2 separate regions of the Homo sapiens genome follow, and region 2 is linked to region 1. The links are chromatin loops, found by intact Hi-C in ENCODE. Cell type or tissue: heart left ventricle. All regions are shown on one strand. Each heading gives the region's core, and the rest is flanking DNA. Links, peaks and the distances in the headings are about the cores only. Region 1 holds the start of LOC124901056 (a long non-coding RNA gene). Region 2 overlaps GRAMD2B (GRAM domain containing 2B).

Region 1 (16,619 bases), core at 4,884-12,883:
GATCATCTCCATAGATGCAGAAAAAGCATTTGACAAAATCTAGCATCGCTTTATGATTAAAACCCTCAGCAAAATTAGCATACAAGGGACATAGTTTAAGATAATAAAAGCCATCTATGACAAACACCAGCCAACATTATACTGAATGGTGAAAAGTTGAAAGCATTCCCCCTGAGAACTGGGACAGCACAAGGATGTCCACTCTCACCACTTCTATTCAACATAGTATTGAAAGTCCCAGCCAGAGCAATCAGAAAATAGAAAGAAATAAAAAGCATCCAAATGGGTAAAGAGGAAGTCAAACTGTCACTGTTTGCCCGTGATATGATGGTATACCTAGAAAACCCTAAAAACTCATCCAAAAAGCTCCTAACACAGATAAATGAATTCAGCAAAGTTTCTGGATACAAAATTAATGTACACAAATCAGTAGCTTTGCTATATACCAACAGCGACCAAGCTGAGAATCACATCAATAACTCAACCCCTTTTACAATAGCTGCAAAACAAATAAAATACTTAGGAATATAACTAACCAAGGAGGTGAAAGACGTCTACAAGGAAAACTACAAAACACTGCTGAAAAAGATCATAGACAACACAAACAAATGGAAATACATCCCATGCTCATGGATAGGTAGAATGAATATTGTGAAAATGACCATAATGCCAAAAGCAAGTTACAAATTCAATGCAATTTCCATCAAAATACCACTATCATTCTTCACAGAACTAGAAAAAAAAAATCCTAAAATTCATATGGAATCAGCCCACATAGCCAAAGCAAGACTAAGCAAAAGGAACAATTATGGAGGCATCACATTACCTGACTTCAAACTATACCATAAGCCATAGTCACCAAAACAGCATGGTACTGGTATAAAAACAGGCACATAGACCAATGGAGCAGAATAAAAAATGCAGAAATAAAGCCAAATGCCTACAGCCAACTGATCTTTGACAAGGCAAACAAAACAAAAAGTGGGGAAAGGACACCCTACTCAACAAATGATGCTGGGATAATTGGTAAGCCACATGCAGAAGAATGAAACTGTATCGTCATCTCCCACCTTATATAAAAATCTCCTCAAGATGGAACAAAGGCTTTACTCTAAGACCTGAAACCATAAAAATTCTAGAATATAACATCAGAAAAACCCTTCTAGACATTGGCTTAGGCAAAGGCTTCATGACTAAGAACCCAAAAGCCAATGCAACAAAAACAAAGATAAATAGGTGTGACTTAAGTAAACTAAAAAGCTTCTGAAAAGCAAAAGAAATAATCAGCAGAGTAAACAGACAACCCACAGAGTGGGAGAAAATCTTCACAATCTATACATCTGACAAAGGACTGATATCCAGAATGTACAAGGAAATCAATCAAATAAGCAAGAAAAAACCAAACAATCCCATCAAAAAGTGGGCTAAGGACATGAATAGACACTTCTCAAAAGAAGATATATAAATGGTTAACAAACATATGATAAAATGCTCAGCATTACTAATGATCAGGGAAATGTGAATCAAAACCACAATGCGATACCACCTTACTCCTGCAAGAATGGCCATAATAAAAAAATCAAAAAAATAATAGATGTTGGTGTGGATGTGGTGAAAAGGGAACACTTTTACACTGTTGATGGGAATGGAAATCAGTACCACCACTATGGCAAACAGTGTGGAGATTCCTTAAAGAACTGAAAATAGATCTACCATTTGATCCAGCAGTCCCACTCCTGGGTATCTACCCAGAGGAAAAGAAGTCATTACATGAAAAAGATACTTGCATATACATGTTTATAGCAACACAATTCACAATTGCAAAAATATGGAACCAGCCCAAATGCCCATCAATCAATGAGTGGATACAGAAAATGTAGTATATATATACCATGGGATACTACTCAGCCACAAAAAGGAATGAAATAATGGCATTTGCAGCAACCTGGATGGAATTGGAGACTATTATTCTAAGTGAAATAACTCGGAATGGAAAATCAAATATCGTATGTTCTCACTCATAAGTGGGAGCTAAGATATGAGGACACAAAGGCTTAAGAATGATACAATGGACTCTGGGGACTTGGGGGAAAGGGTGGGAGGGGGGTGAGGGATAAAGGACTACACATTGGGTACAGTGCACACTACTTGGGTGATGGGTGCACCAAAATCTCAGAAATCACCACTAAGGAACTTATCATTGTAACCAAACACTACCTGTTTCCCAAAAACGTACTGAAATAAAAAAAGTGAGTCAAATATTTCAGAATGGGTAATTGAATAGTGTGTATTTTTTAAAATAACAATTTTTGGTGGTCTGAAAAAAATGGCAAAGTAAAAACTACTCAAAACCATTTGTGTAAAATTAGTTTTCCTACCAATATTTTCAAAATTTCCAAAAATGAGGGGCTGATAACAGGCAGTCACAAGCCAACATGCATTCCTGTTGGGAGTTCATTCCGCTAGCTGAGAGTTCATTCCCCTAGCTGGGAAAACCACATCCATTCCTTCACTCAGTGCTGCAAAGTATACAGTGTGTATCAAGTTCTACGAATAGAAAAAACAGATCTGTTGGAGACCATGGGCATAGAAGAAGTTATAATCAGAGGGCAGATCCAGGTTTTATGGGCCTGAAGCTTATACAATTTTAGAGTCTTCTTTAAGAAAAGTACGAACAAGGAATTAGGCATGAAAGTGATTATACATTTAAATGAGGAAAAAAATCAAATTATGAATTGGAAAGAGTTTACAGATTCCATAAACATCTCCAAATCCAGAAAAGTAATATAGTGCTCTTATGAACTAACTGTCTGACATATTCTACAATATTTTTTTATAATTTATAGCTGATACTCATTGATCTCTTCATATGGCAACAACCTCATAATATTTTCAGTAAACAGAAAAGAAGGTGGTTTAGTTTTTTTTCTCTAGAAAAAAACTTACCTTTTTATTGATGGGCTAAAGATTTATTTCAAATCCAAACCCAGTTTTGATAATGTGATGATAATCTACTATGTGACACATACACAAATGCAGTGGGTGTTTTTAGTATTACTTCGGGTTTGTGCCTTATAAACACAAGAATTCTGATAAAGTCTATTATGCACAAATATCACCAAAAAAGAAAGAAAAAGAATAAGGTTGGTATAATTATATTAGCTGCATTATCGAGTATATAGTCCTAATAGGAGAGAACTGTCTTGACTAGGCAATAAAAAGAATAGAATCTACCACTTTATATATTTATGTATATTATGATTTATATATCTGATGATTGGAAAAATTTGTCAGAAACTAGTTTCTGGCTCTGTACATTTCAAACTTATTTTCTTTTCCACTACCCACACACTTCTGATGCATGACACCATGTTCATATCATGATCCCATCTCTGACTCTGCCCCATGCCCCAGAGCAGGGCATATTGGCTTAGAGGGTGGTAGGAGTATTCCTGGAAGCCATTCTAATACCATACAGCCAGTGATAACTTACGTGCACACAGAAATGAAGGCAAATCACACAAATAGATTCCACAAATACCAAACTAAATGTATCTCTGAACAACTTCCCCTTAGTTCAGAATGCCAAAAATGCCTTTGGCTACATATCTGACTGGAGGAAAAGTGTGAAAGAGGAAAAATAGGAGTGGAAAGAGACAGAAATTATACTTGCAGTTAAAATACTATCTGCAAATTTTTCAGGAATGTAGGACTATCTGCGCACCTTACCAGTGGCCCTCCCAGGGCCTTGGACAGTAGAAGCTGTCTTATAAGTGAGGGTAGAAACTTAAGCTGCATTGGCTTTGTAATAAATACATCCTGATGGCAATACATTCTGATAAGTGGTTAATATAGGATATAGTGCCAACAATTAAAAGGTTGCTAGTTCTGAGGGATGAGAGTGGGGGTGTGGGTGGCAAAGGGAAGTTACGCAGAGCTTAAACTAGACCTTCCAGGTGCATCTTGAAAGGGCATAGGAATTTTTGAGGCCATCAAAGAGGACTTCCAGCATGTTCAACAGCCTGGCAACTAGATAGAGCATGTGCATTGAGAAAATATTGAATGTGCGGAAGTATCTGGTGAAGTCTGGGAAAGAGACCAGAGGTCCTTTCGCTCCTTGCAATGACACTGCTGGCGAGTTTTATTCTTTCCTGCTGGGAAAATTCTAACTCTCCTAAGAGAGCCTAGTCCTCTGACAACCTCCTCATTTTAACTTCCATAGCCATGTCTCACTATATCCTGGTGCAATTTGTTCTTTCTCTGCCTCCTGTCTTAGCCTGCCCCTCACTCTCCTCTGTGAAGCTCTGCAGAGTTCATAGGTCCTCCTGCCCTGACCTTGCCCATTTGCTGAAATACCTGCTCCACACCCAGAAAACTAATGCCATTATATATCCCCTTAAAACAGTGCTGCTTCCTTTGAATGCTTCCATCTCATCCCTGCTCTTGGAGAAGTAACCTCATTTTCCAGGACTTGGCCCCACTCCAGCCTCTACATAGCAGTCTTGTGAACAGGCGCTGAGCCCATGGGCTTGACTAGTGAAAATGGGTCATGGCACAGTGTCTGCTGTGTTCCTGTTCATCTGGTGCCATAGAGTGCTCCTGTCCTTTTTGTAACAGCAGGAGAAGTGGGGTTGGCTAAGAAAAGACAAAGCTCTTGAGAGAAGAGGGCAGAAGGAAAGAAGGGCAAACATTTTCTTTCCTACCCACTGGTGGCAGCTAGAATAGAGGAGAAGACACAGATGCATTGGAGCCACTAAATGGAGGCATAATGAGTGTGACTGTGGGGCTGCCTTGGACACCAAGGTTATCGTTGACTGCAGCCTGGAGTGGACCTCATCCCAGAACACAGAAGGACTTTGAGCACCCTCCTAACATTTCCGATTAGTTCTGCCTCATTTTTGTCCTCTTCAGTTCCCATCTTGGGCCTTGTTTGTACTCCCAAAGGCCATGGTGTCCTATTCTACACACTAACTCCACTGAGCAACTTTCACTTTTGCCTAATGGCTAATTTGCATAATAAATCTCCAAAAGCTTCTTGATCCAATAGAGGTTTTTGATTTCTTAAATTTCCGGAGTGATAATTTATGAAACTCTTAATTCACCAAAGCCTTTCCCAGTCAACTACCTATAGACGTTACAGCAATTCATGTTTTTCCAAGTCTGCTTAATGTTCTGTATATTTTGAGAAACGATGATTTCTGCAAATTTTGAATTTTGAGGTACTGTGCACATTATCAATGTCAAAGATTTTCAAATGGGGATTAACTCAATGGAGGCTGGGAAAGCACTGAATAACTTTAACAACCTCTTGGAAAACTTTAACTAGAAGGAAACTTTTAATCTGAAAACAGCTGATAAATCCTGAAATATTAAAAGCATTCCCTTTAAAATCAGGAACAATACAAGGATATCTAGAATTATTGCATCTACTCAACATTATACTAGTGTTCCTTGCTTGTGTAATAAAGCAAAAGAAGATTTAAAGGAGTGGCCGGGCGCGGTGGCTCATGCCTGTAATCTCAGCACTTTGGGAGGCCGAGAAGGGTGGATCACGAGGTCAGGAGATCGAGACCATCCTGGCTAACATGGTGAAACCCTGTCTCTATTAAAAATACAAAAAAATTAGCCAGGTGTGGTGGCAGGCGCCTGTAGTCCCAGCCACTCGGGAGGCTGAGGCAGGAGAATGGTGTGAACCCAGGAAGGCAGAGCTTGCAGTGAGCCGAGATCGCGCCACTGCACTCCAGCCTGGGTGACTGAGCGAGACTCCATCTCGAAAAAAAAAAACAAAAAGATTTCAAGGAGTAAATTTTGGAAAGGTAAAAATAAAATTTTTATTATTTCAATATTATTGTCTACAAAGAAAATCTCTTAGTGTCTACAGGTTTATTATTAAAAGTTTAGCAAGGATGTTGAACATAAGATCAATTTAGAAATCTAATTATATTTCTGTACATTGACAAAAGAAAATACAATGTAAAATATATTTACAATAACAACAAAGGTGTAAAATATCTAGGAATAAATCTAACATGATGTGTAAGATCTTTATGCAGAATATTCTAAAACTTTATTGAAGGACATTAAAGAAAACCTAAATAAATGGAAAGCTATACCATGTTTATGAATTGGTATATTTAACATCGTAAAGATGTTGAATTTTCTCAAGTTGAACAATAGGCTTAATGTAATTTCATTTTTAAAAAGTTTTACTTGATAAGCTAATTCTAAAATTTAAGTGGAAGAACAAAGGGTCAACGTAATGAAACACTTCTGAACTGGGTAAGGAGTCTTGTCTTAGCAGATTTTTTATTATAAAGTGATGGTAATTAAGACAGTGATATATGACAGAGCTGGCATTACAGATTAGTGACGAAAGGACAGTCTATTCAATAAATAATGTGGGACAATTTATTATCTCTACAAATAATTTAGAATGATGCCCTAATTCACATCAGAAAAGGAAATACGTTCTAAACACAGAAAGAATCCTAGTTTGAAAGGAAAACACACTTCTAGCAGAAAATACATATGTTCTTAAGACTTCAGGGTATGGAAGGATTTCTTAAGTCATAAACAAATCATAAAGAAAATAATTAATAAACTAACAAATTAAAATAAGAACTCAGACATAGTAGAGAGTGTAAACAGACAAGTCATATGTTGGAATAAAATACTTGCAACACATAACAAAAGATCAGCGTCTGGAGTATTTTAAAAAACTATCTCAAAAGAAGAAAACGATAGTGACCTCTTTCCTCCAAAAGGGATATAAATTCATAAGTAGGCATTTTATAGAAGAGAAAACAAAAAAAGACCACTAAACATGTTGAAAAGATGTTTCTCCTCTTAGTTTAACATATATTAAACCCACATTGAGTTACCATTTCACACCTTGCAGATTGAAAAAGGTAAAAAAATCAGACAATTCCAGTGTTGCTGAGACAGCAGAATAACTGCTGGTGGTAGCGCAAATGACACAGAACTTTGGAACACAGAATGACATTGGCAAAAAAAGTTAATCATGTTCATAATCTATGATGAACATTTCCTCTAGGTATGTGCCTTAGAGACACCCTTCCACAATGTACCAGGGGAAACAGGCAAGATGCAGCATTGCTTGAATGCTCAGACAACTGGAAATCAACCACAAGTAGGCCAGAGTGCTCTTTTAAAGTGAATGTCACGTTATGACACTCTTCTATTCTAAACCCTCAGTGGCTTCCTGCCACAATTAGAATAGAACTCTAACCCCCCTTATCATCTGTTTATCTCTCTGATTTCATGGGTGCCACTCTTCGCAGTTTCCTCTAGACTTCTTCCCTATCTTCCCTATGCAGGGCAACCACGCTCCTTCTCAGTCTTATGATGACTGGTTCTAAGTCAGCCTAAATATCACTTCCTTGGAGAGTCCTTTACTTACCACCCCATCCAAAGTAGTTTTCTCTATCTTACTGTCTGCCTCAGCTTTGTTTCCTATAAAACATATTAATTTTTGAATTATGTATTTATGTATGCACATATGCATTCATTCATTTTTTTGGCCTGTCTTAAACATTAAACTAAATCTCCATGAGAGCAGGGACTAAGTCTATCTCACTCATGATTGTAACCTCTGTGCCTTGTACATAGCCTGGCATATAATAATTACTCAATAAACTTTTGTTGAATTGAGTGATTGAATACAAACACTGTGTAAATTGTATCTGTGCCTATTTGAAGTGGCTTGTTGATCTGCAAGTACATTTTATTAGCTCTAGTTCACTGAAAGGATAATGTGATACTAAAACAGCCACATAAATTCTCAATACTTATTTAGAAGGTAAAGGAAAGTGTTTACCTGGTCTTATTTTTTTATCTCAAAGATTTAACCAATGTGTGCCTGAATGCTTCCACAAATTATTTTCAGTGATTTTCTACACAATACATTAAATAGATCTTTCAACTAGACTAAAAGTCCTTCAATGCCTGACCTACTTAGAGATATGTTAAATTTTTTTAGGTCGGTTCTAATACACATTTAAAAAAACCACTTACAGATGCTAACATAGAAATTTGATATTGAATACTCAAATATGCGGGTGACATAGGCTGGAGCTTTTTTTGCAAGAGGCTTGAATTTAAGTTGATGTGGGTTTTATTTTACTTTTATTCTATTTATCTATAATTATGAAAACATTTATTTTGTTTCAATTATACTTTATGTATTTTGTATTTGTTTTAATATTTATTTGTTTGTTGATACATTTTGATTTAATTTAATTTTTTTCCTGGTTAGAGCTTGAGCTCCAAAGAAGAATTTGCATGACAGTCTACTTAAGAGATGGATTCCACAGACAAAGCAATTCAAGAGGCACTTGAAGCTCAGCAAAATATGGAAATAATGGATGAGTTTTACATTTTATTTTATTTTTATTTTTTCTCTTTGTTTGCCTAAGTTTTACATTTTAAATCACAGAATTATACCCTTGCTCAACTACTAATACAAGTAAGATAGATTCATTTTAATAATGGATAGAAAAATTAAGTAACTTGAAAATAGATATATTACAAAACAATTTGCACACATTCACTTTTTTGGTCTCTAAAACTTCTTTTTAAAAGTGTTTAATTTATTTTCATAACCTGGCATTCTGATATGTGAATGCAATTAAATAAAATAGAACTTCTTTGTTTTCTATTAAATTTTTGAAAGCTATAATTTAAAGTACTTTTTGTGTAAATGATTTAAAACCATTTAAAAAAGAAAACAACGATCATATTTAACTCTTGAATTTCTGGATATGGTGCTGTCAAAAAGTAAAGTTTGGGTGTGGGGGTTATTCTGAGAAGTTTACATGAATGCTACGTTAAAGTTTACATGAAAGTTGGATGAAAAACTTTCTTTTGAATATGTGATTTCCACTTATACTAAATTTCTACATTCTATAAATTGCTAGATAAATATAATGAGACAAAATGAATAAAGAATTTGAAAAATAAATTTTCATGAAAAATATGTAGTTATTAGAGTGGTGTTGATGTGGATATTAATGTGCTGATTTGGATACTGATGAGTTTATAGCTAAAATGAATATGTTCTGAAATTGGCCAAAACTGCTATAAATCACTATGCAGTAAGTACTTGAACCAGAGAACAGTTGCTACTATTTTAAATTTAAATTGGAAAGGCAAAAAGAAGGCAATTATCTTAATATTTTAATAATTATTATTTTAATAATAGTTCATGTAATTTTGATACCAAAGTCGATTTGGGGTTCAACGATTTGTTTTCACTTCTTATGAACCTGAGAGTGAGTCAAGAATTGAGGAATTGCATAGTGACCAGTTATCCAGTACTAAGAAAGTACTAAAGAAGGCACTAAAAATTATTTTTCCTTCATAGTAATAATAGTTCTATTTGCTCAGAAGAGCCCATCCCTTATTACATACCCCCTTCGAATCCACTGGTCAGGATGCCTAGGCTGCACCTTCTCTTCCCATGGCTGATCCCTACCTCCAGGAATGAAAAAGGAGCTCTCCAAGGGTCACCAGTTGGGTAGCTGAGGCCACCAGGGGGACAGACGTGGATGGCCAGGCCCAGGCTGTACCCACCTGAGGAACACCGAGCTGGGGCTGTCTGTGGAGCTGCGTGAGGCCTCCACGTTGGCCTTCCTTGGGCTGCCCGGAGTCTCAAACCGGAACACCGTGTCACTAGAAGGCAGCCTTTTCTTCACCATTGTGCGCTTATTGACCCGCAAGTCAAGGAACAACCTTAAAAGCTCATTTCTGAGTCTCCCAAATAATATGAAAATCTCTGCGTTTCAGCTTTGTACAGTCCTTGAATTGCAGGAAGCTCTTTCTTCATGTGACTCAATCTAGCTGAGGCTATGTTTTTAAAAGTCAGTTAATGATTAACATATCAGTGTGACACAGGGCGGTTTTCATCCTACCTATGTTTGCTGTAAAGAAATAAATGTGTTTGGGAAATTCAACTTTTAGTTCACTAAGATGAACACCACTGAATCTGAATTTAGTCAGAAAAGCATGGAAAAGTAAACACCTAAACAAAACAAAACAATGAGGTGCAGAGACTGGCAGCATCTAAACATTAAAAGCAGGATGCTTTTTCTAACCACCTGAGCCTGACCAACAGGGTGAGCAATGTGGATGTGCTTTATGCCTGTACTCACGCAGGAAATGACCAGCACACTGTGTGTGTTGCAGCCAATGTTTGGCAGATGTACAGCAGTTTTAAGGCTGCATTCCTTGGTCCTTGGGACCTGAAGAGTTCTGGAGTTCTTATGGAAGTGATATACACAAAGTCAAGGGAGTCTCAATATTCAGGTTGCATATTTTGCTGGGTTATAGGAGGCTGTGACTTGTACCCAAACAGTAACAACAAATACAAACAAACAAACAGTAGGAAGCGAGAGTTCGAATGTGTCTCTTGCTTGCTGGCTGGGCAACTGCAGGTGATCCCAGTTCTGCTCTGTTTGATATCTGTTATGCTGATTTCACAGGATTAGAATGAAATACGTAGGAGAATATGCAGTAGAGATTTGCAATTATGTGTCATTATTGTTACCTAGATATGCATTTTACTAACAAATAAGTTCAGAAAATGAGTTTCTTCATGCGACAAATGTTCATGCACAAGGAAAACATCAGTGTCCCTCCACCCTCGTTACTAGCACCAGTGAAAGATTTGTTCCACAGTAGCTATGCTCTCTCTCCTTGTTCCCCTTGTGATTAGTCAGTGACATTGCAGAATGGCTGGCTTAAGAGAAGTACACAGTTTCTGATTGTGGAAGAGAGCAAAGTTTCCTGGGAAATCAAAGCAAACCTTTAGCCTTGGCCTCATTAGCATTTTGCTCTAACCAACTGCTAACCTGGCAGGGACAGGTCTGTGCTGCTCTACATGCTGTATTGACCCTAAGAACACTTTTGAAGTGAGTCTTTCAGTGATATTACATTATTTTGGACAATATTTTCCTGCTGAGTTTTCTTGGTTTTAGCACTGAATGCCCTAAATTCCAGGAAATCTTTAGTGCTGGGCAAACTGGGGCAGGTGGTCACCTTAGTACTGCTGAGCGCCCTCATGCTACAGTTCTGAAGGTGCACCGCCCCCAGCTTTCCTCCCTGTCCTTCCTTGACAGAGCACGGTCTATATTTCTCTTTCCTCTCTTATCTCTGTGCTGAAATTGAGTTGAAATGTTGGAGACATTAAATAAGCTGTTATATTAAATTGCTGAATTAAACCAGTCACCATGCCTCATACAATAGCAACAACCTGCATGGGAGTTTCTGCTCCTTGTAAACAAAAGACAACTCTTACTGGCACAGATGTTAATGGTCAGTGAAATGTAGTCTGTTACTCTCTGTCTCATGCAGGTTTGGATTAAACAGGGGCAATTCCTAACTTAGAACAAAATGTCTCTAAAGGAGGAAATTCCAGTGTCAGTGAACAGTCTTTGAACTTATTTTTCAATAGATAAGCTTTCCTCGTACTCACTCAATCAACTGATATATATTTATTAGCAAAGCTCTTTGCTAGCTGCAGCGAGTGATATAAAAAGTTTTAAAAAATGGGTCCTTGCTTCAACAATGAAGCTAGGAAAAAACAGTCTACATAACTGAAAAGTTAACTAAAAATAAAAGCGATAGAAAGGCAGTGAATTAGGCTAATATTTATTGACTCTCTGTACTAGCTAATATCTTTTGAGTCAATATAGCATCTCTACTAGATAATTTCGTATATAACATCTCATTTAATCGTTGCCCAAATTACATTTTTATAGATTAAAAAAACTATATCTTTAAAAGGTTAAACCACTTGGCCATAATTAAATAGTAAGCATGTGGTCATGCTGGAATTCATTCATTCATTCATTCATTCATTCATTCATTCAACAAGTATTTATTGAGCATTTACAGTTAAAAGGAGGCAAATCAATTGAGACTGGTATGACTTATAAAAGTCTAATGGAAAATGTGGGGTTTGAGTTTCAATGTGGGGTCATGGGGAAGGCAGAAAGGGAAAGGAGTAGTGCTCATGAACAAATAAATGGGCATGGACCAGGTATGTGTGTGAGAGTGGAGAGTGGAGAGTTTGTTGGTGAAGTAGAGGAATAGTGAACATTTATCTGGAGGCTGAATTATGAAGGAACCTTGATGCCAGTGTGGTTAGTTCAAGCTTTATCCTGTAGGTAATGGAAATAAAATGATGAAAGATGAGCTCGATGGCCATATGCACGATGCTTTGGAAGCAGAATGAGATGAGTTGGTCCCATTACTCCAGTCAGCCGGGTGTTACGGTTATTTCAGTTACGCAGCAATTTACTAGCCTATGGGAAGCATACTGACGTAGTTAAACAGTATTGGCTGAACTCTTATGTAAGATGTTGAGTTAATCCTTATTATAAGAAATTGTGTCAAAGGTGAGATTTTCTGAAAGTCTAGAGCAGGGGTCACAAACTCAAAGGCCTTTAGGAACCGGAAAGGTAAGTAAAACCCTGGGGGAGGGACAGAAGCCAGCAGAGAGTGGTAAACAAAGGAATGCTTTTGCCTCCCTCAGGGCATTCAAGTTTTAACACAACAGATTCTGGTGGGAGGAGGCATCCTAAACCTGTCTGAGGGCTGGAGCCAGCTGGGGCTTGCCCGGTGAATTTCACTTCTTGATATGAGCTGCCTGTGATAAAGCTGACAAAATGTGCAAGTAGTTATAGCTGGACTTTATGTTTAAATAGGAATAAGGTTTTGATAGTACATGATCATTGAAAGAAAATGTGAATTCTGACAGCTTTATTTTCAAGATTAATGGCAGTTGACTGCTGTGCAGCCATCCACAGCCACTGCCTGAGCCCTTTGACTGTTTAGACATGGCCTCTGCCCAAGCCCTCCTAGCCTGTGCCACAGCTTTCATTTGTGTGTGTGCAAATTAAAACAAAGACCAGGTGGTCAAAGATAAACAACTGGAATAGGACGTTTATGTAAATATAACTATAAAAGGAACATGCACAGTGGCCAAAATGAATAATATATAATAAATAAAATACAACTAAAATAAAAATCACAGAGACTCTTTTATATCCTTCCATGGGAATTGAGAAATAATGTTGAAAGTCTTCTCGGCCGGGCGCGGTGGCTCACGCCTGTAATCCCAGCACTTTGGGAGGCCGACGCGGGCAGATCACGAGGTCAGGAGATCGAAACCATCTTGGCTAACACGGTGAAACCCCGTCTCTACTAAAAATACAAACAATTAGCCGGGCGTGGTGGCGGGAGCCTGTAGTCCCAGCTACTCAGGAGGCTGAGGCAGGAGAATGGCGTGAACCGGGAAGGTGGAGCTCGCAGTGAGCCGAGATGGCGCCACTGCAGTCCAGCCTGGGCGACAGAGTGAGAATCCAAATCAAAAAAAGAAAAGAAAAGAAAAGAAAATCTTCTGAAGCTCTAGTTTTCTTTGCTTAAGCCCTACAAATTAAAGTTTGGCCATAAGAGTTTTTTCTTTCTTCAATGAAACAAGGTCCATAATTCAAAGAATGTAGTCTTGTGCAATGATGATAATAATCTTTGGTTATTATATCCGAGCATTCTGGATTCCATAAATAAGAAACTAATATGCCTACTGATGCTAGGCTCGATGGATGGGAGGTGCGGAATTCATGCCTGTATATTCCCCTTTTCCTCCTCTCCCTCCTTTTCCTCTACTTCCTCCTCCTCCTCCTCCTCCTCCTCCTCCTCCTCCTCCAGTTTTTACAGGTGTAGGATTTGGATATTGAGACATAAGATCAAACCAGAACCACCAGATTAACAGAGCTTCAAAATGGAGTTTTCCAGAGCCATGGAATATAAATTTACACTTAGAAATAAACGAGATTTTCTCTACAAATAAGCGAAGTTAGAAATATTTGTGCCTTAAGATTTATTTGATAAATTATGCTGTGTTTAGGCTATTATTAATACAATTAGCTTGTATACTCTAAGCACATAGTACTGTGATTTGGATAAAAAAAGCCTTGGTCTGGGCCGGGTGTGGTGCCTCACGCCTGTAATCCCAGCACTTTGTGAGGCCGAAGTGGGTGGATCACCTGAGATAAAGAGTTCGAGACCAGCCTGGCCAACATGGTGAAACCACCGTCTCTACTAAAAATACAAAAATTAGCCAGGTGTGGTGGTGCGTGGCCTGTAATCCCAGCTACTCTGGAGGCTGAGGCACAAGAATCGCTTGGATCCGGAAGGCGGAGGTTTTTGTGAGCCGAGATCGCGCCACTGCACTCCAGCTTGGGTAACAGAGCGAGACTCCATCTCAAAAAGAAAAAAAAAAAAAAAAAAAAGCCTTGGTCTGGTAAAATCACCTTGAATTTCAGTTGTCACCATATTTCCATACATGGAATAACCATGTATGGAAAACCGGTGTGTGGGTGTAAATTAAATATATCCACATTCCTGTGGTTGGCTGTTTGATTTCATGGTTTAGAGTGTTAGTTTAGGGGTCAGGTTGCCTGGAAAAGGGTGGCTTGATTATTTCATTGCTTTGTTACTTTAGAAAGGGATTTAACTACTCTGAGCTTTTGTAAAAATGGGAATAACAATAATATCTATCTCAAAAAATTGTTTGGAGGACTTGATATAATATGTGTAAACTTCAAGTATGAAGCCTGTACATAGTAAGCATTCAGAAAATACTACTGATGGTAATGACAATGAAGATTAGGATCTTTGAGTTGGTCATACTTTCACTCATGTTGAGTGGAGTCATATGATATAAGTGAAAGATATGATTTGCTTTACTCAATGGGACAACAGCTGTGTGTTTGCACGTGGTTTGTGGAAGACCTAATCCTAGAGGGAGGGCAAGCATTGACAGTCTAGGCCCATGGAGTGTTGACACTGGTGATAATGACCTTGCCAAGCAGCTTGGAATATTCCAGTCTAATTCATGGGCTAAAGCATATCTTAAGTCCCTTCCTCTCTCCTTCAAACTTCTTTATTCTACGGTTTTTATGATAAAGAGGGGAGGGGGTTGATTTCTCTCCCAAAGTTGTGAACCCTTTGAGAGGATGCAGAGAAAGGATATATGTTATCCCCTTGTCAGAGAACTATTACTATCTGCCACAGCTCATGACTTTAGAGGGAGTTTGCCCCCAGAAGATTAGAAAGTTGATCTTGCAGCTTCAGTAAACATGTAAGTAGACATGGCAAGATTGGACTTTAGATAATCTTTCTTTTTTTGTGTGCATTTGGGGCTTTAAGATATAAAGGTAAGAAATTTGAAAACCCAAGTTCCTATTCTAGTTTATCCACCAGCTTGGGTAAGTCTTTTTAGTGCTTTTAACTATATTTGCTTAAATTTATAAAATGATTTGAGATAGTTGATTTTAAAAATTTTGTTTGCAGAACTTTCTGTTGATTGATATGTTTATTATTTAAACAGTGATGCATTGGTAAACCGGTTTTCCAGGAAAAAAAAAAAAAAGCTCTGATTTGTAGCACTGGCCAATTTCCACAGCGTAAATACTCCTACCACAGCTGATTTCAAGCTGCTGACATGATACACTGAACGTGACTTTGGGAATTGAGCCTGTAATGAACTGACAGTTGAGCAAGCATGAGCTGACTCCCTTACACCGCTGTAAACATTTAAACATTCACATTTGGGTGTTTGATAAAACATACACATTTGACCTCAGAGTTACCAGATTTTAAAAAGCAGCATTCTTGATTTCAATAGCATTATTATCTGTCAAATTGCATAGTGGTTATTGCATATTCTGCCTTTGTTTGATTTTATGCAAATTGATAATTATTTTCAGAGAAATACTTCTGAAGATAGTATGATTATTAGCGTCCCCCATAAGGTTATTTTTTGTATTAATTTTACTGGCCTAAGGGATACATAACATAAATTTACTATTTTAGTCAGTTTAAAGTATATAGTTCAGTGGCATGAACTACATTCACAACTTTGTGCCACTAAGGTTTTTAAAATATACTGCTTTTTTAGTTTACAAAACAAAATGTATACTCATTACAAACATTTTGAAAATAAAATATAAAGAAGAAAAATATCATCTGTAATCCTCAGCCACCAGAGATAATCACAATGAACATTTTATCATCATCAAAATTATGTTTTACTCTAAAGGATTATCAAAATCATTTGGTAATTCTGAAAGTATATCCAATATTCACTAAATACAGTCATTATTTTCAAGAGGCCTTACCCTTCAAAGTGAGAAACCGACACATCTTCTCTGTTCCCTCCCACACCTGGAGCACCAGGGGCCAGAGTAGTGGAAACAGAATCAAAGACATGTTTGGAGAATTCTATGAAACATCTCAGAAAGATTTGTTTGGGAATGAACATACCACTGGCCAAGATGTTTTTGAGATTAGTCTAGAAACTAGATGATAGAGGATATAGAGGGAGAGGTTTTAGAGCCAATAGGAACCTTAGAATGCATGTACTTAAAATACTTCCTGTTATAGATCTATCACTAGTGGGGATAGGTCACTTGAATAGTTGGTGGCAGAGCTAGGGCTGCCTCCTGATTCATGTTCCACTCCTGACCTGGTAATCTAGATCCTCTTCACATCATGCTGCTTTGTAGAATTCCTCCCTGTTGTGACTCTTGAGAGAA
Region 2 (16,619 bases), core at 3,422-11,421, 110 kb before region 1:
CAAGACCTGAGGCTGTTTGCCTGCTGTGAACAAGCTCTTCTGTTTTCAGTTCCCTGGTTACAGAATGTGGTGTCCCGGCCAGGCCCAGCGGGAGAGTGGGAAGAAACACAAAAGAAGGCGGCAGGATCCCATGTGTTTCTAATCCAAAGAATATCACTGGTATGTAAGAGTGAACAAAATTGAAAATTAATACCACTTCATTCTCTGGGTTGCATGAAAGCCAAACATTTGTAAGCATTTCATTAAAAAAAATCGTTTATCTTCAATTCTCAGAAACTAATGTTTTAGAAAGGAAGAAAGCTAACTCATACCTTCTCTAGGTTGATTCTCGATGTAAAGAACTTTCTACATTTGCCCATAAATAGAATGATTTAATATGAATTCTCTGACCTGACTTGGTTTAGAACATAAGTTTGGAAACTCCTTTGCTCTTAATACTTTAGCTGTTAAATACTAACTAACACTGAGTGTAGGAAAACAAAGATAATTTTATTCATTTGTATTTAATATGAAATTTTACTAATTTGTATTTAATATGAAGAAATATGTCTTCCCAAGTAAGCATAACTGTACTATGATGTAAAGCTACCAGATACTGGGCGTTTGTGACAGCAGTTGTAATTGAACACTGAATTCTCTCTAAGCCTTTCCTGAAGGATTAGGGTAAAAACAAAGTAGTTATCAGATAAAGGAGAAGAAAATAAGACATGTAAATCAGGTTTATTTCTGGGATATTTCTGGCATGCCTATCTTCTTCTCCAGCTCACCCTCCTGCTGCCTTCTAAGAATGCCACAGGCTAAGGACAGTTTTGCCCTAGCGTTGTTTGGACTGTAGATACTTTGAGGTAAAGGTACATCTGTGGCCTTATCAACAAAGCCTAAAGCTGAATTCTGAGGAACAGTAAAGCAGAGAGCTTCTAAGCACAACTTTGCAGTCAGACAGGCCTGGTTCAGGTTCCAGATCTGCTGACTTTATTTATGTATTTTTCTTCTAATGCTCTCTCAGCAGACTCACGTCTGCTGCCTTTCTAGGTGTGTCACCTTCAGCAAGCTAATTTGAAACTCTTGATTCTTCCCCTATCAGATAGGGAACAATGACGTCTATCTTCCATGGTTCTAATAGGACTTACATGCAATATTTTACCTATGGGAACAGTCAGCCTTGGTGGAGTTGGGGCTGTACTTTCTGGCCAAGCCAGTGGTTGGTCTCCAGTTCACTCCCTACTATGTCCCTACATTAAGCTCCGATGTCAGTAGTCACTTACCACTGGGCCCTGTGCTATTAAGTAATATGTCTAATCAAGGAGGAAGAACAAAAGACCTACAAGACTATGTATTTCAAGGAAAATGAGATTAAGACCTATTTCTTTGTGGAAATAAAAAATATTCTTCCACATTTACTATAAAAAGCCCCTAGCCAGGGTTGATCATGTAGGTTTATTGCGGCACACTAACGGCGTCTGAGTGTGTAATCCCTGACCTGACCTAGGGCAACCAACAGGCACTACTGTGACTGCCCCCATACACAGGAAAGAAATAGGTCACCTTTTCTAATTTCACTATGTTAGCTGTAAGCTCTTGACAGAGAACCTCCACATTGAATTGTACTTGTGACCTCAGGCCAGATGGTGCTGCCTGTCTGTAAGAAAAAAGAGAAAAATTATTATGGGCAGGGATGACAAGGAAAGAAGTGGAATGAACACATTTAAAATTTATTTGAACAGAAAATTGGTTTATAATAGAAGAGAATGAACATTTCATTTGTTAATATTAGACAAAGCCCTGCAGTAATCCGCAACTCCAGGCTAGATGTTTAGGGAACTAATTCTTAAAAGCTCAGCGGGAAATCTCTTAAGCTATTTTTGTTTAAGTGGATATGGTGTGTTTCGGCTTCTAAACAAAAATCAGGCAATTATTTTCAAGCACGTGGTTTCTTAGAACCCTTTTATTAACCCCTAATATCCTTTCTGTCTCCACCAGAGCATAAACTTACAAGAATTATTGTACTTTTGAGCTATTTATACTAGAACTTTACAAGTTTAGGAATGTCCTTATCTAGTTAATCAAATGTCCCTTGAAACACGAGACTTTTGTAGTTTCTTCTTTGAGATTTATCATACAACTATAATTGCCCTTGTCTCATAATCAGGCGTGAGCCACTGTGCCTGGCCTGGAGTCACTTCTTATCTCTATGCCAATATTAACTTTTTGAACAAGATGGGAGAAACTAAGGGCAGAGTATGAATCCATACCAAACTGTTTATTAGGCTTTTGTATTTTATTAGTTCAAGTGTATATTTATGGGTCAAAAATAACCTGTATGCCTGCATACATGTAAGCCACCTAAAGGTAATTCCTATGGAGTAAAGAAAGGTCCTAGAATGGTATAACACAGTATTTCTCAAAGTATAGAGCTCAGACCATTGCCATCAGCACCACCTGGGAACTTGCTGGAAATGCAAATTCTCAGGCCTCATCCCAGACCTACTATATCAGGCACTCTGGAGATGAGCCCTGAAATCTGTTTAAACAATTCTAGATAATTCTGATGCAAATTAAAATTTGAGAGCCACTGGTAGACTGAGGAGCCCATGGTCTTTGTAGTTATATAGACCTGCAGCTGAATCTGCAAACTGTAAGACATTAAACTAATTATTACTCTGAGTCTCAGTTTCTTCATCTGTAAAATGGGAACAGTTCTATTCTAAGGTTATGGTGAAAATATAATGAGGAAAAATCATCTGTATTTGTATGTGTATGTATCCATTCTAATAGAGCCTTCAGCATGTGGTGAATACTCTGTCAGGAAATATCTCTACTTCAAAAACTTGGGCTAAATGTACACTTTCTAACATGGCATAAATTATTTCACTTTTTAGGCAATGTGTCAAAAGCTTCTTGTAAATAGGTTTAAAGAAAAGAGCTCTATGTCTGAAAAGGTTTAATTAGGCCAGGCATGTTAAAAAAAAGACTGATGGAAAATCTTCACAGACACATTCAATTAATTACTAGTCACATTGATCTTGACAGTGGTCAAGAGTTTTGCAAATAAGTGAGTTAATATAAAAAGTTATACATGATAAAATGTGCTGAGTTTCTTGAATTGCTTCTTTCTCTGAGTGTCTTGATTTATTGCCATTTTACTAAGGTAAACTTGTGTAGTTTAATAAATGGGGCAAGGTCACAACTGCATCTTAGCATATTCGAGCAAGATAATGTAAAATTAGGCTTGTTTCTTGCCTTATTACTAGCAACATTACCACAACTCCAAAATAGTACAGGGTTAGGTCATTCATTTCTAGACCCTCCTACCTTTTTACTTTCCACATATACACTTAACAAAATGTCACATACAGAATGTATCTCCAATTAATGTTTACTAAGAAGGATGCTAAGTTCAGGTCAATTATTATATTAAGCAGAATGGCAAGCAGATGACAGCTAGAGGCAATCGTCTTACTCAGTATTATGGGTGTCCACAATGGAGGTTAGTAACCCCAGCTGCTCCTCCAGAGTATTAATTCTGTATCTCATGTAGAAGGTCGAGATGATTAGTGCACAGACACTGGAAACGGATGAAAGAGAAACTTTCGTTAGGTTAACGGCCAGGATCTGATGTTCATAAAACAACTCAGTGCCAATGTGGTACACCCGAGGCAAGGTATTTTCCAAAATAACTTGGTAAAAAGATTTTAAAAACATCCTTTTTAAACAGGCTGATGCTTGTTATAAAACTTACAGCTAGAAGAGACTTAAAATCCTCTAGCCCAAGTCCCTTAATTTGCAAATAATGGCCCTTCTAATAGCACTGGTCAGAGCCAGACCCAAGTTGGAGTACCAAGCCAGTGTTCCTCCTCCCTGCGGTACTACCGTCCTCTGCCAGAAGAGCCTGGGCAGATCTTAGCCATGTTCTCTGGTGACTCCCTCCTTTATCTGGAAACCAGACTGGGCATATTTTCCTTGGTTGGGAGGAACAGCCTAGAACTGGGTCAGGCTATTTTCAGAAGAACAATTGGTTACACGCTAGAAGTTAAAAAAGTCTATGCCTACATTTTTGGTAAAGGGGATGAGGACAACATTTTCAAGTTGTGTTGGCCCCTGTTCAGGGGACATGGGACAGATGGCAAAACAAAATTATAGCTAGATAGAAGGAATAGGTTCTGGTGTTGAATATCACTGTAGAATGACTAAAGTTAACAATGATAGAGTTTCAAATAGCTAAAAGAAGGATATTGAATGTTCTCAACACAAAGAGATGATAAGGGTGATGGATATGCTAATTACCCGGATCTGATCAGTATACATTATATGTATCAAAACATCACTATGTAGTCCATAAATACCTACAATGATTATATGTCAATTAAAAAAATAAGGTAAAAAAAATAACAAGGGTAAAGATGCTTCATAATTCACAGAGCAATTTCCCAACTAATGGTACCCACTCAGAACTTAGTCCTCTGCAGGGTTTGGCACAACCATGAAAATGTGACCTAAGCCTAAGGAAAAAAACCTGAAGTAGGAGACAGAAATTGTCAAAGTAAAGATGTAGGTCACATTTCAGACAATTGAGATTTACAGTAGGTCTTGGCAGTGTGAAGAGATTATTCCTTTAGCGAATGGAATCATTTTCTTAGTCACTCACAGTAAATTCATGTACTTACACAATTGCATAGAATATAAGAATATGGTGAAGCATCGGACATTTCTGAGACTTGACTTTATGTAAGATTCCAACAGTTTCTGACAGACCTGTTGGGAGGAAAACAAAAAACAACTGTTTAAAACCATAACACACTTCTTTTATCCAGCAATATCCCTATGGGGTACTTGAGAGAGGTAATTGTTCCCAGGTAAAAGAAATCAGAGAAAATATCAAGTCTCCCAGTTGTCATTTTAACCAGTGGTTACAATTCCTTCCAACACATTCCATTGATTACATACCTATCCACAGCCTTCTTTGTGTCAAGCATTGTACTGGAATCAATGATGGACAATATAACAATATCCTTGCTCCCTTACCAGTATAGCTAGTTATTAGAATAATTAGTAAATAAGAAATTTGAGTTTTACTGGAAAATTTTTTATTTTTTTGAGATAGTCTCACTCTGTTGCCCAGGTGACAGTGGCGTGATCACAGCTCATTGCAGCCTTGACCTCCTGGGCTCAAGCAATCCTCCTGCCTCAGCCTCCCAAGTAGCTGGAACTACAAACATGTACCACACCCAGCTGATTTTTAACTTTTTTGTAGAGATAGGGTCTCACTATGTTGCCCAGGCTGGTCTTGAACTCCTTGGACTCAAGCAATCCTCCCACCGCAGACTCCCAAAGTGCTGGGGTTACAGTAACAGAAATTTTTGAAAGATAATCTCATGTATTCAGAATCATGAAGTGACCTCCATGAAGGCTATTCACTTTTGTATCCCCCACTGTAAGCACGGAACTGGGTACTGTTTGCTAAAAGAATAAGTGAATTAATATGCAAAGACCTATAATACAAAGGGAGGAAAGGGAATATGAAAAGCAGTCATAAGGTGAAACCCAGTTACAAATAGGCCGGGCATGGTGGCTCAAGCCTATAATCTCAGCATTTTGGGAGGCTGAGGCGGGTGGATCACTAGAGGTCAGGAGTTCGAGACTAGCCTGACCAAAATGGTGAAACCCTGTCTCTACTAAAAATACAAAAATTAGCTAGGCATTGTGGCATGCGTCTGTAATCCCAGCTACTCAGGAGGCTGAGGTACGAGAATCGCTTGAATCCAAGAGGCAGAGGTTGCAGTGAGCCAAGATCATGTTATTGCACTACAGCAGCCTGGGTGATAGAGCAAGATGCTGTCTAAAAAAAAAAAAAAAGTTACAAACAGACATCTCCAATCCTTCTAAACCCACCCCCCTGAGACATCCATTCCTTACCCTGTACAGGGAGACTCTTGGCTTTTCCTTCAGGTACTCTGTTCACATGGGCATCTGCCCGAGTTGGCTTTGCTTCTCCCTTGGAGACATTCAGAACTGTTTGGGATTCTGTCGCATGGAAATCTACTAAGCCAAAACAGAGCTGGGTAAGTGTTCTCTCCAATGTATTTAAAAACAGGATTAATCTCCAAGTAAATCAATCCCTTAACATGCATAATGGTCAAGAATGTGAATGGATGGTCTCACAAGTTAGTTGTGGTGGCTGGGGCTGAAATTGAATGCTTAAGCAAATAAGTAATAAAGTGATATAAGGATAGTCTTTCATTTTCCAACCAACTCACATGGATAATTCAGCTGTAACAATTAAAAATATTATTGAAATAAGAGGGAAGAAAATAGGCCGGTGCGGTGGCTCACGCCTGTAATCCCAGCACTTTGGGAGGCCAAAGTGGGTGGATCACGAGGTCAGGAGTTTGAGACCAGCCTGACCAACATGGTGAAACCCCGTCTCTACTAAAAATAACAAAAATTAGCCGGGCTTGATGGCGCATGCCTGTAATCCCAGCTACTCAGGAGGCTGAGACAGGAGAATTGCTTGAACCCGGGGGGTGGAGGTTGCAGGAGCCGAGATTGTGCCATTGCACTCCAGCCTCAAAAACAAAAACAAAAACAAAATTGTATGTTTTTTTCTCTCAACCACCCCAACGTTAGGTCTATTTAAAAGACCTCTGTTAAATGTGCATAAAAGCAAATGAATTTTTACCACATAGGCAATTCTTTTCCCTCCAACTCTCAAGGCATCCTTTCTCCAGATTCCATTCCTGATTTTTAACTAGGAAGACAATGTGGGTTTTTTTCTTTCTTTTCTTTTCTTTTTTTTTTTAAGGGGGTGGGGTGAGGATGTTTTGAGGGGAATTAAATTTTAGTCAAAATACAACAATTTCCCAAACCTCGAGAGTTCTCAGATTCAGGAGTTTGAGAACCAGAACTGCTATATCCTTCCATGTCTTGCCTTCTTTGTTGAACCACTCCATCCAGATCTGAGAATTCATCATTGAAATCCTGAAAGGAAACAGTGAAATGAAGACAGGCTGATATTCCCTTAGTAAACAGGCAGGCCTTTGTAACTCCCAGCCCTTTCACCTAGGCCTGACCTATAAAACATAGAATAGAAGGAAGGATTACTCCATACGACTGGGATTTTCCCAACAGATGACTGAGTATCTGGTTACTGAAACAGATTTTTCAGGCAGTTAAAATTCTGTCAACAAACACTGGCCAACTCGTTCGAAACAACAAATGTCTAGGAAAACACCCAGAATGCCAATAATTGAGAAGCTTCCAGTGTGAAGCTGAAGGTTTCATTAGCACTTCGTAATGAGAAAACCTGATTACTACAGACATATATAAGAGAAAAAAATAGAAAGCTTTAAATCCAAGTTCAAATATGTAGACAGAGAGAAAGATATTACTAACTTATAATTTTTTTAAAAAAGTATTGGAAACAGAAAAGGAAAAGTGGCTTTAGCCAATTAGACCCTGAAAGTAAAGTTTAAGCTTTTTTTCTCCCCTCAACTAAATCAAAACAGGGTTAGTGATAGTACATTTAAATTTTAGAAAGATGATGTAGGAGTAAGGTAAAAAGCACAGACATTCTACTTTGTATTCTACTGGTTCCCCAAAGTGCTTAAGAACTGAAGAGACAAATGGTGTCATTAAAATGTCCTGGCAAAGGTACAATTAGGCTGAGCTTTTAACAATTTAGTCAGCTGCCAAATGAAGAAGAGACTCATCTTGTAAGCAAATTACCAACCTTTCACCTTGAACTAGCTGTCTTTTGTTCATCTCAACACTCATTTCGATTTCATACAAGGATTTATAGGAGAAGGAAAATTGAAAATTTCTTCAATGTAATGATTTCTTGAATGCCTATCTCATATCAGGCAGTATGCAAAGCTCCTTACATACATGATTGCATTTAATCTTCACAGCCACATCATGAAGCTGGCATTTTAATGGATGAAGAAACTGAGTCAAAGCAGTTAAAGCTTGCCTGATGCTATAACATAGCTGGGTGGAGCCCAGATTTAAAACCAGGTTTCTTGGATTCCAAATCAAGTGTGTTACATTATATTCTGTACTGCTTCCCACCACTGTTTTTCAAGGTAGATTTTTAAGAAATTGAGATAAAATTCAGGTAACATAAAATCCACCATTTAAAAGTATACAATTCAGTGGTGTTTAGAATATTCACAATGTTGTACAGCCATGGCTACAATCTTGTTCTGGAATATTTCCATCAACCCCCAAAGAAAGCCCATACCCATTAGCAGTCACTCTCAATTTCTCCCTCACCCCATTCTCTGGCAACCACTAGTTGACTTTCTGTGCCTATGGATTTTCCTGTTCAAGATATTTCATATAAAGGGAATCATACAGTATGTAGCCTTTTGAGTCTGGGTTCTTTCACTTAGCATACTGCTTTCAAGGTCCATCTATATTGCTATATTGTAGCAGGTATCAGTACTTCATCTCCCCTTTTTTTTTTTTTTTTGAGATGGAGTCTCATTGCACTGTCTCCCAGGCTGGAGTACAGCGGCGTGATCTCGGCTCACTGCAACCTCCACCTCCCAGGTTCAAGCAATTCTCCTGCCTCGGCCTCCTGAGTAGCTGGGATTACAGGCATGCGTCACCAGGCCTGGCTAATTTTTTGTATTTTTTAGCAGAGACAGGGTTTCAATATGTTGGCCAGGCTGGTCTCGAACTCCTGACCTTGTGATCCACCCGCCTCGGCCTCCCAAAGTGCTGGGATTACAGGCGTGAGCCACTGCGCCTGGCCCTTAATTTCCTTTTTATGGTTGAATAATATCCCATTGTATAGGTATACCACATTTAAAAAATCCATTAATCAGTTGATGGACATTAGGGTTTTCCCCACCTTTTGGCTATGATGAATAATGCTATTAACATTCTTGTACAAGTGTTTGTGTGAAAACGCTTTCAATCCCATTACTTTTAAACTGTTCTCAAAAAAAAGATTTGTGGGAGTTGTTGAAACCATGGGCTCATATTGCTTCACTAATGTAGAATATTTATAATCATTTGAATGGTATGGTTGGAACTCTCTTGGGAAAACATTATAACCATTATGGGTACAAATCTTACACAGAGGGAGCTACTTCCCACTGGAGATTTACTCTACGGTTTACAAAGTCTAAGGGAATGAATCAATCTTTACCTGTCACTTGGGCATTATAGCTTTCTTTTTTTTTCTTTTCTTTCTTTCTTTCTTTCTTTCTTTCTTTCTTTCTTTCTTTCTTTTTTTTTTTTTTTACAGTTAATTCTGAGCATATTCATTTCTCTTCTAAGTTGTGAAGTCTCTGAAGGCATAAATTAGTTTTAATTTTTCCTGGTATCCTACAGTGTGCACTAGCATGGTGCCTTGAACACAGAAGACATTTAAGGATTTGTGGGATGATTCAGTCCTACCTCAAATAGATTTGTGAATCCCTCTAAGCCAATATTGACAAGCAAACAGAGCAAGATTTTATGAATGCATTCACTGACCAGTAACTCACCAAGATAGTCTACTAGGTGTTTCTTTCTTTTTGCAGGACAACTCTTCAATTACTTGGAAAAAGTTTATGGCTACTATGGTTTCCTCTTCTTCAAGGAAGATATGCCCTGTTTCTTCAACTGTACCTCAAATATTTTGGTCCTAAGCTCTTCCCACACCCTGGTCATGGTGTAAGCACAAGTGTAATTGTGGGACATATTCCCTTTCTTTTGCATTTAGATAGTTATGTGGGCAACTTACCAGAGGCAGAGATGAAGGGCGGTCTGCTCGGAAACTGTTTTCAGCAGAAGATGGATTGGGACTGTTACCAACACTTGTATTCTGAAATTATTGGAACAAAACGAAAAGCCAGATTAACTATGAAACCATAAGAAATACAGAAGAGAGACAGTAATTGAGGCTCAGGGACATCATACTCACTTCTAAGTGTCCACACACAGATTTTAGTAGTTTGTAAGTTGAATCTCTGGAGAGTAAGGAGACAAATATGTACTGAAAAACAAAACAGGATAATTATGAATAGATATTGCCGGATGAGAAGTGAGAGTTGAGAGTTCAGAAAAGTATCTGTATACAGCTTTTGCATTTTCAAACAACATGGACCTCTCTTTGATCTATATTCTCATTCCTCTCACTCAAACATTCCATTTTTATTCCATTCCTGTAATAAAGCAAACATTCTCCCATAAAAGCAACAAAATCTTCAAACCCAATTTAAGAGTAATAAATACATGTAGGGCAAAATGAAGGCTCCAAAAGCCTGTCACTGGTGCCTCAAACAAGCCCAGAGAAGAAAAGGCCTGGACATTAAGAAAAGGCTGGTGACATTCACTAGATCCCCTTTAAAATCTCTCTCCCTCTGTTTTTGTTTTTAAGGGTATTTAACAATTCCCGAGGGTCCGCCTTCTCTGCTCTGACCTAGATTTCCACTGAAAACTTCCCAGTGGCTCTAATAGGCTAGCTCTCTTTCTTGCCACTTCCAGATTCTTCCTTGTACAAATATGGAGATTTTCTAGTGGAGACTTATAAGTGAGCCATGGGAAAGGAGTAAAATCAAAGCTAGACAAATCATGTGAAGACAAATGACATGAGGAAAAATGATTTTACCATAAACAATATGTTCAGAAAATATAAAAATTTACTTTTTTTCCATCTATTTATGCCATAGAATGTTTTCAGACCTCCTTTCCATGAGTTTGTGATTATCCTTCTCATTCACCAATGAGGGAACTTGAATTATTTCCGAGCAAGTACTATATTCCAAAGTAATTAATATTGTGGGTTCTGGCATCAGGCAGATCCAGTTGCAAATTCTGGCTCTTACACTTACTAAGTGGGTGACATTGGGAAAATTGCTTAACCCCTCTAACTTTCAGTTTTCTTAATAACAGTTATCCATTACAGGGTGGTAGCAAGAAAATATAAAAAAAGCATTAGTGCATGGCCTGACAAGGAGGAAATACTGATGCCTGTTGGCTATTAGTATTTCTAAAAAATCCCCAAATAGATATTAACATATTTTCTAGCTTATCAGAATGGTCTCTTTTATCTTTCCTTCTTTCTTCTCCTCTCTACAAGTTTTCTAGTATGGTTAGAAAGGAAATCTATAGCCAGTCATGGTGGTTCATGCCTGTCATCCCAGCACTTTGGGAGGCTGAGGTAAGAGGATCACTTGAGCCCAGGAATTTGAGACCAGCTCTTGGCAACATAGCAAGACCCCATCTCTATTGAAAAAAGAAAAAATAAAAAAGGAAAAAGGAGAAATGAAATCTATAGAATGTAGAGTTTATGCTTTCATAGAAATAATTCATGAAAGATTAAAAAAATTCATGTGAAAAGTAACCAGACCACTCCACTCCCTCTTTCTTGCCAAGCTGAAATAGACACCACTTTAATGTAAATTTTTCTGATTGTGCATGTCTGTGGTAGCCCAATAGTCAATTCAGCTCTGGAATTTCTATATAGAAGGTAGTTTAGGCAAGCTGTTAGTAAAGCAGGTCTAAAAACTGATCCTGTACCTGCAGTTGCAGAGCAGGTGCAAGTTTTATTTATCTGGAATGGCTCTAGGGAGGTATTGATTGAGGTTATGGGGAGGCTGGCCACCCCCACACCAGGAACTCCTCACTATCAACCTGCCTGCCTCACCCTGTCAGTAAGGTGGTGGTTTTGTTGTTCTTGTTCTTTATATATATTTATTACTTTTTTGAGACAGGGTCTCGCTTTGTCACCCAGGCTGGAGTGCAGTGGTGCTCGATCTCAGCTCACTGCAACCTCTGTCTCCCAGGCTCAAGCAATCCTCCCACCTCAGCCTCCCCAGTAGCTGAGACCACAGGTGTGTGCCACCAAACCCGGCTAATTTTTGTATTTTTTGAAGACAGAGGGTTTCACCATGTTGCGCAGGTTAGTCTTGAACTCCTGGACTCAAGCGATCTGCCCATTTGGGCCTCCCAAAGTGCTGGGATTACAGGTGTGAGCCCCCATGCCTGGCCTTGTCCTTTTTCTTTTTCTTTGAGACAGGGTCTTTCTCTGTTGCCCAGGCTGGAGTGCAGTGGCACAATCATGGCTCACTGCAGCCTTTACCTCCTGGGCTCAAGTGATTCTCCTACCTCAGCTTCCCAAGTAGCTGGGATCACAGGCACATACCACCACACCTGGCTAATTTTTATATTTTTTGTAGAGACGGGGTTTCACCATGTTGCCCAGGCTGGTTCCCAACTCCTGGGCTCAAGCAATTCTCCCACCTCAGCCCTCAGCCTCCCAAAGTGCTGGAATTAAAGGCCTGACCTCCTTTTTTTTTTTTTTTTTTTCCCTTTAAGACTATTATTAAAGGAACTGAATGTATCAGTTTAGCCTGACCTAGCAGAAGTTGAGAAAGAATTTTATTTTTTTGACCTTGGTCAGGCAAGTATAATTAAGTCAGCAGGAAATTCAAAATTGGCAACACTTCTATGAGAATAAATCACTTTGTGAAGGGAAACAGCACTACATGAATGTCTACAGGCTATAATTTTTAAAATTAGTCTTATGGAATTTTCCTGATTCACCACAGGAGATGATATTTATGGTTTGGAGTCTTGGTCCTTGGCAAGAGACCCCTTAGGCAGCAGAGCCCAGAGCAGGAGGACAAAGCAAAGATGCCCTCGCTCGGCTGCATACTCACCCTGTCTGTGACTGTTGCTATGATCAGGGCGTTTGGCACTAGAAGAGCAGTTTTGGTTTTCTTTATTAGGGTTACCGAGAAAGCTGGAATAGAGATCTGAAACAGAATCAGCAAGTTAATGCCAGTTCAGACTTGACAGAACAGCACTTCAAATCTTCACATTTAAGGAAAAAAGAAAAAAAAGGTAAACAGAAATCAAAACCAGCAGCAAGCTCTCCAGCCTCCATGAAAAAAAGCCAGTCTTACAGAGTGGCAGGGATGTATCACTGAGCTCCTCAAAGTGGGGCTTACTAAGCCAGAGGATAAATCTTAATCATCAATTGGACTGAAGATCTTGGTGGGAAACGTTTATCTTCAGACATGGAAATAGAATGCAAAATATGTATTCATTTTAAAGATAAGCACAAGGCTCTAAAGAAATTTCAAGCTTGTGGTCATCCACTTTGGGCTAACTTCCACATGCCCTACTCTCCTCTGTCTCTAGGTGCATGTTAAAAAGCACTGGTATAATAGGACCATCACTGGATAGAAAATCTGGGACCTGAATTCTTGGCTCAGTTCTGTTACTACAGGTTGAGCATCCTTAATCTGAAAATCATAAATCCAAACTATTCCAAAATCTAAAAGTTTTTGAATGCTGATATTGATGGTCAAAGGAAATGCTCATTGGAGCATTTCAGATTTTGGATTTTTGGATTAGGAATGCTCAGCCAGTTATATGTTGGCAGATATTGCAAAAATCTGAAATCCAAAACACTTCTGGTCCCAAGCATTTTGGATAGGGGATTCTCAACCTGTATCTACATGACCTACTCCCCCTTGTAAGCTATCCGTTCTAGGCCTCAGTTTTTTGATTTATAAATTGGAGATAGCCTCGTCTGCTTCTCAGGATTTTCTGTGGATTAAGTGAGATAATATATGCAAAATGCCCAGTGTTGAATAAAAATTTCATTCGCCTCCTCACTTGTTTCATGAAATCAGGATGGGTGACATAAAAGAATTCTAAATACTTTTCTGGTTCAACAAAGAATAACAACAACAGTAACTATAGAAGCTACCATTATTGATACCTATTTACCAGATAGAATTTAATTTAATTATGATCATACATAGTCAATATTATGAGAAATAAAGAAATTTATTTAGAGAGGTGCATGTCCTACATAAGAAGTTACAAAGATGGAATTCAAGCCAATCTGATTCCAAATGTGGGTTCTTTTCAATACAATGTGCTATAAGAATGTATCAAATGGCACAAAGAACAGAGAAGTTCATGATAATTTATGTTATACCTCTCCAACCAAGTTTGATCTCAAAGGAAAATGGATCACATCACTTCAATCCCTGAAAATAGAGTCACGCACAGCCATGGTAAAATGATCTGACTTCCCCCTTCCCTAGGAACTCACACTCACTTGAACATCTACTTCTTGAAAATGCCTCACATATTCTCAAAGAGATGGGCTTTATGTAAGTACTGCCAGCTTGAAGGAAGCAAATGAGCTTTTTTTTTTGAGACAGAGTTTTGCTCTTGTTGCCCAGGCTGGAGTGCAATGGTGCAATCTTGGCTCACGGCAACCTCCTTCTCCCAGGTTCAAGTGATTCTCCTGCCTCAGCCTCCTGAGTAGCTGGGATTACAGGCATGCGCCACCACACCCAGCTAATTTTTTTCTTTTTTTGAGATGGAGTTTCGTTCTTGTTGCCTGGGCTGGAGTGCAGTGGCACGATCTCGGCTCACCGCAACCTCCACCCACTGGGTTCAAGTGATTCTCCTGCCTCAGCCTCCCTAGTAGCTGGGATTACAGGCATGTACCACCATGCCTGGCTGATTTTGTATTTTAAGTAGAGAAGGGGTTTCTCTATGTTGTTCGGGCTGGTCTCAAACTCCTGACCTCAGGTAATCCGCCTGCCTCGGCCTCCCAAAGTGCTGAGATTACAGGTGTGAACCACTGCGCCCGGCCACATCCAGCTAATTTTGTATTTTTAGTAGAGATGAGATTTCTCCATGTTGGTCAGGCTGGTCTTGAACGCCCGACCTCAGGTGATCCGCCCGCCTTGGCCTCCCAAAGTGCTGGATTACAGGCGTGAGCCACTGTGCCTGGCCACAAAATGAGCTTTTAATTTTGAATATTTGCATTCACATCTGGGTTTATGAGATGGGCTTATTTATTGCCCTCAATGATCTAGGCTGGAAGACTATGGAAGAACAAGGGGCTAAACCAATCAAGACATTTTCTAAAAACTGTTTGCCAAAGAACTCTACTCACAACATTTTTCAAAGGGAGGAGGCAATTCAGAACTTACAAGTTGGGATAAATTTGGAAAAAAAGAATTTGAGATCTACTTAGATGATGATTTTTAAAAAATGAGTCTAATTTTGTTTCTGAGCAACAATACAAACATGCAGTGACAAAGGGCTAGAAATTTAGATTTTTCATAATCTAAGGCATGGAACACCCTTAAGAAGGAGTTTTCAAGCAATTGCTTCATGAGTATAAAATTACAACCAGATAACATTTGTAAAATAAAGCTTAAATCACTTTTCAGTTTGAGCTTAGACAGAATGTGATACATGCATGTTAATTTTACTGGCATCTGAAAATACCGACAGGCTGACTAAAAAGGTCCGGATTAAATTAAGGCTATACTTTATTAATATTTTTCCAGGGTAATGGTAACATTTTTCCAGGGTAAACTGCTTTAGAAGGGGAACTTGATTGGAAAGTTCCCGTTGTAGAGCAATTGTTTGGGTGCCTTCAGCTCATATTGGACCATGTTGGACTGAGGTCCATTGGCAGTGAGGAAATTCTGCAACATCTCTGAAGCCCAAATCTCCTTTGACACCATCCTTAGAAGGGATGGAACATACAAGTCACTATCATGGTTCTTATTCCCATGGCCTGCTAATTTTCAGTCTCCTGCTTCTGTAGGTTACACGTTGTAAAAGCAATCTCAGTATATCCATGTCTTCAAAAAACCAGGGTCACTCCTTCTAACTTCTTTTTATCAGTTCTTAGGTAGAAGTAGAACTTTAAAACCATTGCTAGAGTCAGATTAGCTTGAAAGTGCACTGACTGCCTTTGTGAATCCCCCATCCCTTAACAAAGACTAATACTTTGTTCATTAGTATCTTCAGTCCCTGCTGCTCTGCTCAGAGATGTTGGCTCTCTATGAATTCCTGAGAACTATATCACATTGATCAGTACTACCCAATCCCCTTCCCCATTCCATGAACAAGACCTTTAATCCAGAAATGTAGAAATATATGAAATACTGCTTCATATTGCTTTGTATTATACTGATTCAGATAATACTGTCGATCAAATAATGCTTAGCTAAACATAGCTCTATATGATAAAAAATCAATAAAAAAGAATATGTTTTACCTAAAGAATAGTATGTTAGCCTCTAGCTCCAACACCAACAAAAGAAAATATTCCTATTAGATTTGTTAAGTGGTCTTTATGCAATTGCCAGTGGTTTTAGAGAGAATATTTAAATAAGGCACATCTACTACTCAAAAAGAAGTTTTAATCAGCGACTTCATGAGTATGAAAGTTGCTTCTTCATAATCATGAATCAGAATGACTGAAAACTCACTAAGGTCATGCAAACCCAAGAAGGTGTTTCTCTGGTGTTATTCTGGAGGCCTGAATGAACTGTGATGTGACATCATAGCTCAAAGGTAAAAAAATGTCAGTGGGATAGAATTATCTTTTCTTTGATAGGCCATAGTCCCACGGTCCCCAGTTTAGAGGGCAGTGCCAATTCCTTTAGGCTGTTCTCCTTAATGCCTCAGGATGTCATGTGTCTCTGCTCCCCCAAATCTATATTTAATAATAATGAAAAGATGTAATATCAGAGTACACTTGGGATTGAGGATGTCTGACTTACCCAGGCTAGGCCTTAACTGCTCCACCTCCTGCTCATTTTGTGCTGGTGAGGGTACAAAGGGAGTGCTAATAAGTA

What was found. A loop is a pair of places that touch in the nucleus more often than their neighbours do. Peaks named below come from ENCODE experiments on the same cell type or tissue, not always from the same donor. Only the 100,000 strongest peaks of a DNase experiment are listed, where the experiment ranks them.
Region 2: it touches region 1 in a loop (2.5-fold over the local background); 5 of 110 quality-filtered maps call a loop at or near these places.

What each region holds. Positions count from the first base shown.
Region 1 is chr5:126,364,540-126,381,158 of GRCh38, reverse strand. It overlaps LOC124901056 (a long non-coding RNA gene), which reads left to right and starts at 10,861. Exons shown (of 9, transcript XR_007058919.1): 1 at 10,861-12,479. It also overlaps a transcript of GRAMD2B not described here. RefSeq lists enhancers at 9,104-9,627, 9,628-10,152, 12,268-13,008, 13,009-13,750. In heart left ventricle, for the core only: no CTCF peak of the experiment used is centred there; no DNase peak of the experiment used is centred there.
Region 2 is chr5:126,473,819-126,490,437 of GRCh38, reverse strand. GRAMD2B (GRAM domain containing 2B) reads right to left here. Exons shown (of 14, transcript NM_023927.4): 6 at 12,651-12,746; 7 at 9,911-9,982; 8 at 9,731-9,811; 9 at 6,864-6,975; 10 at 5,914-6,036; 11 at 4,665-4,752; 12 at 3,461-3,565; 13 at 1,546-1,639. Among named protein-coding and RNA genes, the nearest start is that of GRAMD2B, 59 kb to the right of the region's middle. In heart left ventricle, for the core only: no CTCF peak of the experiment used is centred there; no DNase peak of the experiment used is centred there; H3K27ac peaks cover 1,583 bases.